Linked DNA regions of Homo sapiens: region 1 is linked to region 2. Evidence: chromatin loops called from intact Hi-C (ENCODE). Cell type or tissue: PC-9. All regions are shown on one strand. Each heading gives the region's core, and the rest is flanking DNA. Links, peaks and the distances in the headings are about the cores only.

What was found. Peaks named below come from ENCODE experiments on the same cell type or tissue, not always from the same donor. Only the 100,000 strongest peaks of a DNase experiment are listed, where the experiment ranks them.
Region 1: a loop joins it to region 2, with 10 times the contacts of the local background. A loop is called at or near these places in 2 of 110 quality-filtered maps.

What each region holds. Positions count from the first base shown.
Region 1 is chr1:115,132,833-115,138,218 of GRCh38, reverse strand. No RefSeq gene overlaps it. Among named protein-coding and RNA genes, the nearest start is that of LINC01765, 36 kb to the right of the region's middle. In PC-9, for the core only: no CTCF peak of the experiment used is centred there; DNase peaks (open chromatin) are centred at 1,938 and 2,928; H3K27ac peaks cover 2,536 bases.
Region 2 is chr1:114,976,833-114,982,218 of GRCh38, reverse strand. SYCP1 (synaptonemal complex protein 1) reads right to left here. Exons shown (of 32, transcript NM_003176.4): 28 at 4,603-4,662; 29 at 707-883. Among named protein-coding and RNA genes, the nearest start is that of TSHB, 50 kb to the left of the region's middle. In PC-9, for the core only: a CTCF peak has its summit at 2,726 (motif pointing left); a DNase peak (open chromatin) is centred at 2,728.

The sequences.
Region 1 (5,386 bases), core at 273-5,272, 160 kb before region 2:
TTGGATGTGCCTGCCAGGGACACCAAGAGGAAATTCTGGGAGGTAACTGGTAATTGACTGTTTAGTCTGAAGCACTGGGAACTGATCTGGGAGTTGGCAGTGACCTATGGCATTGGAAGGGAAAAGCTCTCTCAAGGTAAGCACTCAACATGAAGAGAGAAAAGAGCTGAGGACAAACCCTAAGGGAAAGCTAATGCTTAAGAGGCAGTCAGAGAAACAGCAGCCCCGTGGAGACTACGGAGATTGAGGTGGAAAGAGAACAAGAAAAGAGCTGAAGCCAGAAAAGAGGGAGCTGCAAGAAGAAGGGTGTGACCAACTTCATGAAATGGCTACCAAGACAATGTCTTGTAATGAGTTGAAGAGTCAGTGGGCATGAGAGAGGGAGTTTGGTCTTGCCGGCATTCAGCTTTGTGATCTCTTCAATTTGGATTCTTAAAATGTCAGTTTTGTTTCACTCTACCGCTCTGTGTTCAGGACACTCAGGTAACTATTTCTTAGGGGATGCAAATCCTTGCTTTGGTAATACCTGTCACAAGACTATGAGAAGGATTCAATAGGATCATTTACATAGAGCACCTAGAAAATTGCCCAGCACATAGTAGGCACTCAAAGCTTCCTCCCCCACTGAAATAACATACTTAGGAAAGTAAATTTAATAGAATACAGATGCACATTAGATTAGCTGGTCTCTAGGCTGACCAGGTCATGGCTTCCACCACTGAACCAGGTAACCAAGAATGGTGTCAGGTCAGTACATAAACTCCACCAAGTGGGCACTGTGATCCGGTGGCTCATATGTTTGCTGGGGATCAGAAATTGGATCCTGATATTTAGATTCCTTACTAACCTTAATGACTCATTACAACAATACTGTAAAGATGGATACCATTATTCCCTATTTACAGGTGAGGACACTGGACTTACAGAGGTTCTATAACTAGCTCATTGTCACACATTCTGTCTTGCAAAATGGGGTCCCTTTTTAAACTGTGTCATCTTCAGGATGTCCCTTTGGAAGATTTAGGATGAGAGGGAATGTACAGGTGTGCTCGCAGGCACACACACAGACACACACACACACACACACACACACACACATTGTACTGAATGGTAGCCACTCTGAGCCAAAGCCCAGTTTGTTCTCAGCCCTGCAGCTAGCTCATTATCTCATCCTTACTAAGCTTCTCTCATTGCTCAGTGCCTCAGTTTCTCTATTTGGAAAATGAGACAGAATAGTCCTGTGCTTCCCCACTTCCTTCTAGGGAGTGGCCCTGATGAGATCATGTCTGGGTTGCAGGATCCATGGAAATAGGTGAAGCCAGGATGTGACACTGAGCTGTTTGGCTTGGACAGGGGGAAGGCCCATCCTCTGTCTCACTTTGAGTGGATGTGCACATTCAGAAGCCCCAGACCAATGTTACAATGCCTAATGATCAATTATTCACTTCTGGGGCCTAGAACAAATAGGAACCTGGGGGTTTTAACAGTTTTACACAATGAGAAGCAAGTAAATAAAAGCTATTTAATGATAAACCTTCAAACCCAAAGGTGCTAGGCCAAGTTTAACTAAAATGGCATAAGGTCTGTAAGTTGTTATATGGATTTGGGGACCTGGTTTCTTTACCCTGCCCACATTCTTAGCTTTATCCCTCCCTCTGATTTTAAACTAGCCCCATTTCCAAGTGCCGAATCCAAACAAAGAAGCTGAGGACAACTTTATTGGATACAGTGTAAAGAAATCTCAACAGGGCTCCTCCAAAACATCTCACACCTGAAGGTTATCAGTCTTACATTGTCTTCATCACCCCCAGCAGGTCTCCCTTACCTCTTTCCCACCCTTCTTATCTGTCCCTTGCCCTCCGCTTCCCTATGTCTATACACACATACACACACACCCCTCTAGCCATTCCAACTGTCAAGAGGGGCAAACCACCCTGAAGGTATCTTGCCCCACAGCCTTCGGAGGATACTCATGTGTCTGGAATGTTCTCTGGCCACCTCTTCACCAAGCCCATTCTGCCCTCTCGTCTACCTGCTCCTGAAAATCCACTTCCTCTTGAAGGTCTTCTTAATTAGATAAAAGCAGCTTCCCCAATCCCACCTACCTCAATCTATATCTTATAGCTGTTCCCACAAACCACTTTCCTATCGCAATTATTCACTCATCACTTTTTCTAACCTCTAAAATGCACTTAACCTTTATGTGTAACTGATGTTTATTCTCTACTGGTCAGTTATGTAACTTTCTGATGTCTTCCCATGTTCATGTGTGTCCCAGACTTATATAATGTCAGCATGGGAAGACAATGAGTTATCTGGCAGCAACAAAACGGCATTAATAAGGAATTTGTAAAGATGAGAACAACGATGATCACATTCTACAATTATTTATTGAGCTCCTCCTATTTGCTCAGCAGTGTGTTATCTTGGGGTTGCGATGTGAGACAGCCATTAAAAATCTATGAAGTACAGTCCTTACAAGAAGAAAATGTTATCAATTTCTCACTGAACACTACAATTCGGAATTTACAAAGCATTCTCCAATATTGGCATTGGACCTTCATTTCTGTTAGATAAGTTGGCCATGGTTGCTTATCATCAGATGTCATCATTCCCATTTTACAGGTGAGGAAATAGAAGTGTGGGGACGTTCGTGGCTTGTCGAAGTTCACATAGCACAAAGTGTCAGAGCAGGGACTCCTGAATATGGATCCAGGGTCTGGGGAAGCAAAGAAAGTAACACACCCCCAGACACAAACACAAGCCTCTAAGGGAAGTAACCAAAACTGTAGGTGATGGGTGCCAAAAGAATACGTGTAGATGACACATGTTACAGGCATGCAAAGAATCACGATGAAGAGTGAGCCACACAGAGAGTCTCAGGCAGACAAAAGATAAACACTGCCCAGAAACGGCCTTTGGGGACAGCACAGAGTTACAGCCCTTCAGGCCAATATCCTCTGCTCTGAAACAGCATCACACTGCTTCATGTCGGGCACAGAAAACAACATCAGCATTCTCCAATGAATCATTTTCTGGGCACCAGTATTAGGAAATAGTTTGACTTTAAATGGCATCTACATCCTGAAGGAAACTAAAAGTAGCACTTTCTACTGCCATGACCCATGAGTTCTTCCAACTGGACTCTCCAGGAAGGGGAGGCAGTGCTTTCCTCCCTGATCCCTCGGTCTCCCCACACTCGGCGCTCTCCCCACCACCCCCTACCCGCCATGCTTGCCCCACACTCACAGGACTTCTGGGTTGTGGTGGAGTCTGCAGATACGTTTACACTGAGATACTCACATGTGTGTGTGCCTAGGGACGTTCCACTGACTTTCATTCTCCAGATCTCTAAGAAATGACTTAGGCTAGCATAGATTCTGTTTCCATAAGACTGAGACTAACCAAGCTTTCCTCTTGTCATGGGGGTTTCTTGAAGGATGCAAGGACCCGGGCACCCAGAGAAAGCCAAACGGCCTGGCATAGTGGGGTGGGAGCAGCACGCAGAGGCTGGCTCTGGATCTGCAGCAGCCCTCAGGCCCTCGATAGTGGGACTTTGTACATTTCCACCTAATGTTCTGTCATTGACATGATAACGATTTTTTCTGTCCCTTCCTTACCACTGAACGGCTCTCTGATTCCCCATACTCTCTGTCACTTTCCCCCACTTCATAGCTCCTGCTTCTCAGAGCACCTGCTCTTCCATGTGCCCATCCTGGCTGCACTCCCCGCAACATCGTGATCCTGCAGCGTCAGTCCCAATGCTGTCCTTTCTCTCAGTGTCTTCTGGTTCAGAGCCCTTAGTGGGGAATGTGGCTTGGCCAGGCTCCTCTTTTCAAACGAGCCATGCCACTGGCAAGCCTCTGGATTAGTGGCACTTGGGTCAGATGCCCTGACCAATCCAGGGCCAGTCTTGGGCAAAAATAAAAGCTTTGGGCTATTTTCCAGAGCTAGGAGCTGTGAGTGAAAAGTTGAGCAGATCAGACAATGACTGCCATGTCCCTGAGCTCAGATTGTATCTCTCCTTTTCCCTTCCACGATGACTTTAGGTTAGGCCTTTTTACTTCATACCTGGGATTCCAAAATAGCCTTCAGCTGAATCCCTGCTTCCCACTCTGAGCCAGGATTTAAACCCTAATTTTGCTAAAGTACTGTTTCTCTCTATGTGTCTTTAGATTATTCTCTGGTGCTTCCATTTGTCTATTTCCATTGTCCAGTTGACCCATTAACTAGACTACAAAATTCTCAGGGCCAGGGGGGATCTCACAATTCCTGTATATGACAAAGCACTGAGGATAATATTTCATGCAGGCCAGAAGCATGAATGAACAAATACATTAATTCAGGGAGGAAAAAAAAGACTGACCAACTGACTCTCACTCTCTAAAGCAAGACAGCCCTGCAGATTCCTGGGCAAATGGTCACCTGCCCACTCTGGCCATGCTCCTCTGCCCTGGTCTTCCCTCAGGGATGCAGGAGTCTGCATCAGGGCCCACTGCTCTAATTCCCCAGGGCATTCACACACTGGGTGTCTGAGCCCTCAGCTACCCCAGACGCCCAGGCCAGGCAGGTCCTGGGAAAAGCCTTCTAGATAATGCTACCACATGGAAAGTTGAGTCATCTGGGCTCAAGCCAAGCCCAGAACAAAGGGGCTCAGGAGCACATGATGAAAGAATGCTTAGGAAGGGGTGGGAGGGAGGGTCAGCCAGGAAAGTCTTCCACTAAATCCACAAACTGATCCCCTGTTCTAGGTCTGGTCTTGTTACTACTCCCAGCTGTGTGTCCTTGGGCAGTCTCTCATCAACTGCGGTCACTTACTTCATTAGTCCTTCCTACCTCCCAGAGGTACTTCAAAAGTCAAATGCAATCATAAATGTAAAACGGTGTTGTTATCATCATCCTCAACATTACGAGGCAGATAATTGTGCTTTGTGCCACTCAGAATGCCTCAGGGCTTGCCATCTAGGACAGACACACCCAGACACACATGATGGAAACACAGACAGTGGGGAGAAATTCAAACAAGACAAAACACTCATGTGGGTGTATATATCATGTATCAAATGAAGCTAAGTGGCTGTTTATTTTTAAATGCAGGGTTGGTTCCAGTGTGGAGTCCATACCCTGAGCACACAACTGACTTGAAATGAAGAGGGGGGAATAATAAGAGAGTCATCGTAGCTCCAGGTGCTGTGTCATGGATTCCTCACGGGAGTCCTGCAAAGTTGATATTATTTTCCTCTCTCTTCTTTGCAGAGAAGAAAACCAGGTATGCGGGGAAATTGAGACTTGAACTCAGGTCTGGCGGACTGCAAAGCTGACACCTGTCTGCTACAAGCAGTTTCCCCTTCGCATCTCAGGTCAGGAAACTTAGAGATTATCCAGG
Region 2 (5,386 bases), core at 105-5,104:
AAGACTGGCATCTCATTCCCTAGTTAGATATGAATGTAGGCAGCAAATTTGTTTGTCTTTGTATCTAGCTGAGGAGAGGAAAAGGAAACGAGAGAGAGGTAAGAGAGATCAAAAGTAAAGCATCTGCACTGCCATTTAGCATGGAAAAGTTGTATGAATTCCCCATGGATTAAGTGGCTATATGAAAGACAGTCAGAACTGAGCCACTTTGCTAGAGGCATCTGCTCCAAGATGACTGCCAAGGACTACAGATGCAAGATGATTGGGGTAAACAGCAAAGGGAAGTAGTAACTGTGGTGATGCTATAAAATGTCAAGTCAGAATCAGATTTCCTGTGTCAGGGCCTTAAACACTGATAAATAACTATTAAGTTATGAAATCTGCCCAAGATGACATTAAGTTGTGGACAGTGATCGAAAAAAATGAAACAATTTCATGTTGAAGGCCAGGCACAGTGGCTTACACCTATAATCCCAATACTTTGGGAGGCCAAGACAGGAGGATGAGTTAAGGCCAGGAGTTCAAGACCATCCTAGGCAACACAGCAAGACCTTGTCTTTACATTTCATGCTGATACCACAAAAAAAATTGAAACTTTCAAGAAACTAGTTATATATGTGTGCGTGATGCCAGATATATGGTGATAACAGAACTTTATTTATTTATTTAAAAAATTACTACTAACATGGAAAATTTAGACACAAACCTTTGGCAATGGTGTAGATAAAGTATTTTTGGCAGATGTCCACAGATAGTCTCTTTTATCTTTGGATATGCCATGATCAACTGATGTGAAATTTCGAGATACAGTTTGTGAAGGAACTGCTTTAGAATCCAATTTCCAATAAATTTCAGGTGTTTCCAATAAAAATGTTTGTGTTTTCTGCATTGAACAACAAGAATGAATAAAACCATCACTAAATGTCACATTAATTATTTATTTCTTTAATTAAAGTGCAGCAACTAGTAGAATTCACAACAAAATAAGCAAATTTATCCCTAAATTTATCACTGACTAGATAAGTTTGAATAAGTTACAGTTATCTTCTTTGTCACTTTACTTGTCCATTTAAGATGCAAATGTTATCTGCCCCTGCCTGTCTTCACAGAGCCTCTATGAAAACAAATAAGATATCCTGGAGGTCGTTATTCTTAGCAAACTAATGCAGGAACAGAAAGCCAAATACCACATGGACTCATTTATAAGTGGGAGCTAAATCATGAGAACACATGGACACATAGAGGGAGACAACAAAACACACTGGGGCCTATGGGAGCATGCAGGATGGGAGGAGGAAGAGGATCAGGAAAAATAACTAACGGGTATAGGTTTAATACCTGGGTGACAAAATAATCTGTACAACAAACCCCCATGACAGAAGTTTACCTATATAATAAATCTGTACATGTACCCCTGAACTTAAAATAAAAGTTAAATTTTTAAAAATGAAAACAAATAAGATATCTCAACTCTCTGACCAAAAGTTGAGGATTCTCTTTAAAAAATAAAAAAAAATCTTTACTCCTGGTGGCAAAAAGCCCTAATCTATGGTTCATTACAATAGCCTAAAAGTCAGAAGGAAATCTATTCTAACTTTCATTCGTTCTCTTTCATACATTGATACTTCTTCTTTTTCACCTATAAAAATATCAGCCTTTTCCTATCCACCAGCCTAACTTGCCTCCAAAAGCAAGGAGAATAATTATGAAAGTAAAGAATGAGAAAAATTTTCAGGGAAAAAAACTGAGAAAATGGCTATTTGCTTCAATTCTAAATAAATAAATTGCAAGTTTACTCTAAATACTTGACATTTTTTCAACTCAGTTTCCTCAGTTCTCTTTCACTCTACCTTTGTATACAGCTTCTTTTAGCACCTGACCTAACTTTCTAGTAAAAGCTAGTAATAGTTGCTTTAGTGGGATTCTACATGAAACTCATGCTCATCACTTTCTATTTTACAGTTTCTTTGGTCACCACCATCTCCACGAATACAATCGTGGCAATTATTCATAAGGAAATTGTAAGGAAATTGAGGCATGTTAATTTACTCAATTCCACAGCTAGTTAGCTGTGAAACTCAAATTCCCCTTTTTCTAGAATCGTGTTCTTTCAGTTCTCCTACTGCCTTTCATTGTAGAGCCCTCCTTTACAGGACCATGTTCTTCTGAGAACATCTCTCCTTTCTCTGAATTCTCTAGAGCACACACACACAAAAAGGGAATACAAGGACAAAATTTGAAAGCATGGTGGCTGAACTTTCAGTGCGTTTAAATTAGAGTATAGGATAAAGAGGCAACTACATGTACTATAAAAAAATCATTGAACTAGGAGCCAGGTACATCATATGGTCTTTTCTCCTAGATCTTTCCTATCTTTCCGGATTATTTAAGTAAATCTTCAAGTATCTCCAAGCTTAAATTTATTCATCTATAAATCAAGAGGCTAAATGAGATGGCTTATATCTTTCCTGCGTAATTCTAGTGATCTGTCATTTCATAATCCTTTTTCTAGCAAGTATGAATTTTTTCAGAATTGCATTTCTGTATCCTTTTCCCTACATATTTATACATCATAGTTGATGACAAAATTTTGATGAGAGCAATTTTTTTACTGCTCTCTGGATTCATCAGGGGTAAACTTTGGAACCGCCAAAATGTAACTGCTTTAATGGACAAATTGTTCCTCCCTACAGGTAGGAGAATGACAATTTAAGGTCACTGCACCACCTTGTGGCCATATCTGGAATTTGACATTTCGCTGGTAGCCTAAAGAAAATTCTCATGTGACAATACTGAACTATCCCTTTCCAGAAAATTCACAATTTTCTCTGTTGTATTTTTCAAACAAACATTTATAAGGCATGTGCTATGTCCCAAGCACTATTTTAAATGTTTTACAAATACCATCTCATTTAATCCTCATAACAACTTTAGGAAATAGGTATTATTATTATCCCTTTATAGATGAGAAAATTGAAACACGAAGAAGTTAAGTAACTTGTCCAAACTCAGAAACGTTTGGTAAATTTAACAAGCCTTATGTTTCAGTAGTGTTGGAATAAAGCACAGCAAAAAAAAAAAAAGCCTAGTTAAATTTCTTCATTCATCATTTTTCTCATTTTCCAACATATATATGGTTCATTTTCCAACATATATATCTAGACTCTCAGATAAAATATATGGCATTTGCTAATCTACTTGATAATGGAAACATATAGAATTGTACATGAATCAAAATATCTCTATAAGAATATGTGATACATACTTTCATAATATGAAGACATTCTAAATTTAAAAAAGAATATTGGAGATTAACCAATTTGCTTATATTCATTAGATACTTCCTTAAGTCTATATCTAACCATTCTGCATAATTTTATTATGATTATAATTTCTTCAGATATAATGTTTTCAAGTGTCTAGCACAGTGTCTGGAACATACAAAGCACTCAGTATTCACTCACAGGTTCAGTGCATCTTTCCTTTATTCTCTTTTAACTCAAGTGTAATAAAATATAATGAACTGTTCTCAAACTACTCTGAGTGTCATTTCCTTCCAGTTTAACTATAATCAGAGCAACCTCTGTGGGAACTTAGGAGATTATATCACTATATGTAAAGAAAATTCTTAATCATTTTAACCAAAAATTTGCTAAATCAAAATTCTTCTGCAATGATCCTATATTATCAAATAGGTTAGAAGCTGAGGGGTATTCTTCTTCTCTATGACTGATGTTTCCTTCCATATGTAGGGAGTACCACTAGGGTAACATTCCAAACCTCTTCCTGATTCCTTAGGGGAGAAAAAATTACTTAATGTGATTGGTGAATTTAAAGAAAAGGAGAAGCTGGACACATACAGCTCAGCCTCTTCCTTATTACTCCCCTTGAGAACTATTAGAATTACACATAAATTCTGCTCTTCTCCTTTATACCCTAAGTTTTACAAGAGCAGATGATCAAGTGGGTAGACCTATGCTAGTCAAGCTCTACTTGTGGCAGAAGATAAATTTGTCTAATTTGGGATTTCAAGATTAAGAGATCCTATTGCCTTCAAATATAAACTGCATTCTCCAGTATTTAAAATATTGATACTTTTTAATAAAGTCTTCAATAATAAAAATATTATTTTTATTCTCCCTTGTCTTTCTCAATTGGTTCAGAATATAAGTGAGGAAAACAGGATGTCATTTATTAAGCCCCCTCAAAACCCAAAATTAGACATAATCTAAATAAACTTTAGAATTGTTTATGAAAATATTTTGCCTCTAACATTAAAAAATTCTTAAGAGAGAAACACAGAGGTACCTAATTAAATTAAAACTATAATAAGAATTGTAGAGAAAGACTGAAACCTTCTTTTTTTCTTCTTTTTTGTTTCTGCATTAGACTGAAACCTTCTCCAAATCTCCAAATGACAAAATTTTGAAATTTTTAGCTAAAATGCTTTTGAATTAATAAATAGCAAGAAACAATTTAGAAAATGAAATTGTATGATATATGTAAAATGTTATTTTCCTACTTATAAACAAAAAATCATTTCTAAGTAGAAGTTAGAAAATGAATTGGTATTTTAAAACTATGAGAATTATATGCTCTTACCTTGTCTTTTTTTTCTTTAAGAGTAGCTGTGTTTTCTTTTGCCTCTCTTTTGAGTTTTTCCTATTAAAAATAAATATCAAGTACAAGTAACATAAACATCACAATGATCACAAATGAATATTATCAAAATCTTTCCTAGTAAGTATTAACAAAGAAAGATGACGAACCTCTCAATCTTATAAAGTAATAAAAAGAAAAAAAAGAAAAGTTAGTTCCTTTCTACAGAGGTATTATTTGGTTTTGATTATCTCTTCCTTTATTCTAATCAGTCTCTAGTGTATATCTGTGGACTTTTGAATAAGTCTCTTAAAACTCTGAATCTCAGCTTTCTTATTTGTAAAATAAAGCTAATGGAACAAATTACAGAATGAGAGATACGCACAAGTAACTAAGCTGTGAAAAGTTGCAAAAAGATCTAAAATATTGTGAGCCTTTACAGGCAGAATTAGATTTTTCTATGCATGTTGAGAAAAGGTGCAGTTCAGTTAGACTTTGGGTATGTGTATAGTCAAGATAAAAATGGAAAGGAGAGCTGTGGTCAGAATGGAAAGAGTGATATGCTAATATCATTAGATAGAATTTATTCAGTAAGATAAAAGAAAAGCCTGGCCTACATAAATGAATATGTAGGGTGCCTGTAATATGACAACCATCTGAAGCACAAAATTTTTACAACTCCAGGGAGTATTAGAGGTCTTAGAAAGTAAAAATCTCCAAGTGTGCAGAATTTTAGGCAGTAAAACTCGCCCATGATGTCTATGCCAGTATCTATCCTCACTGAATA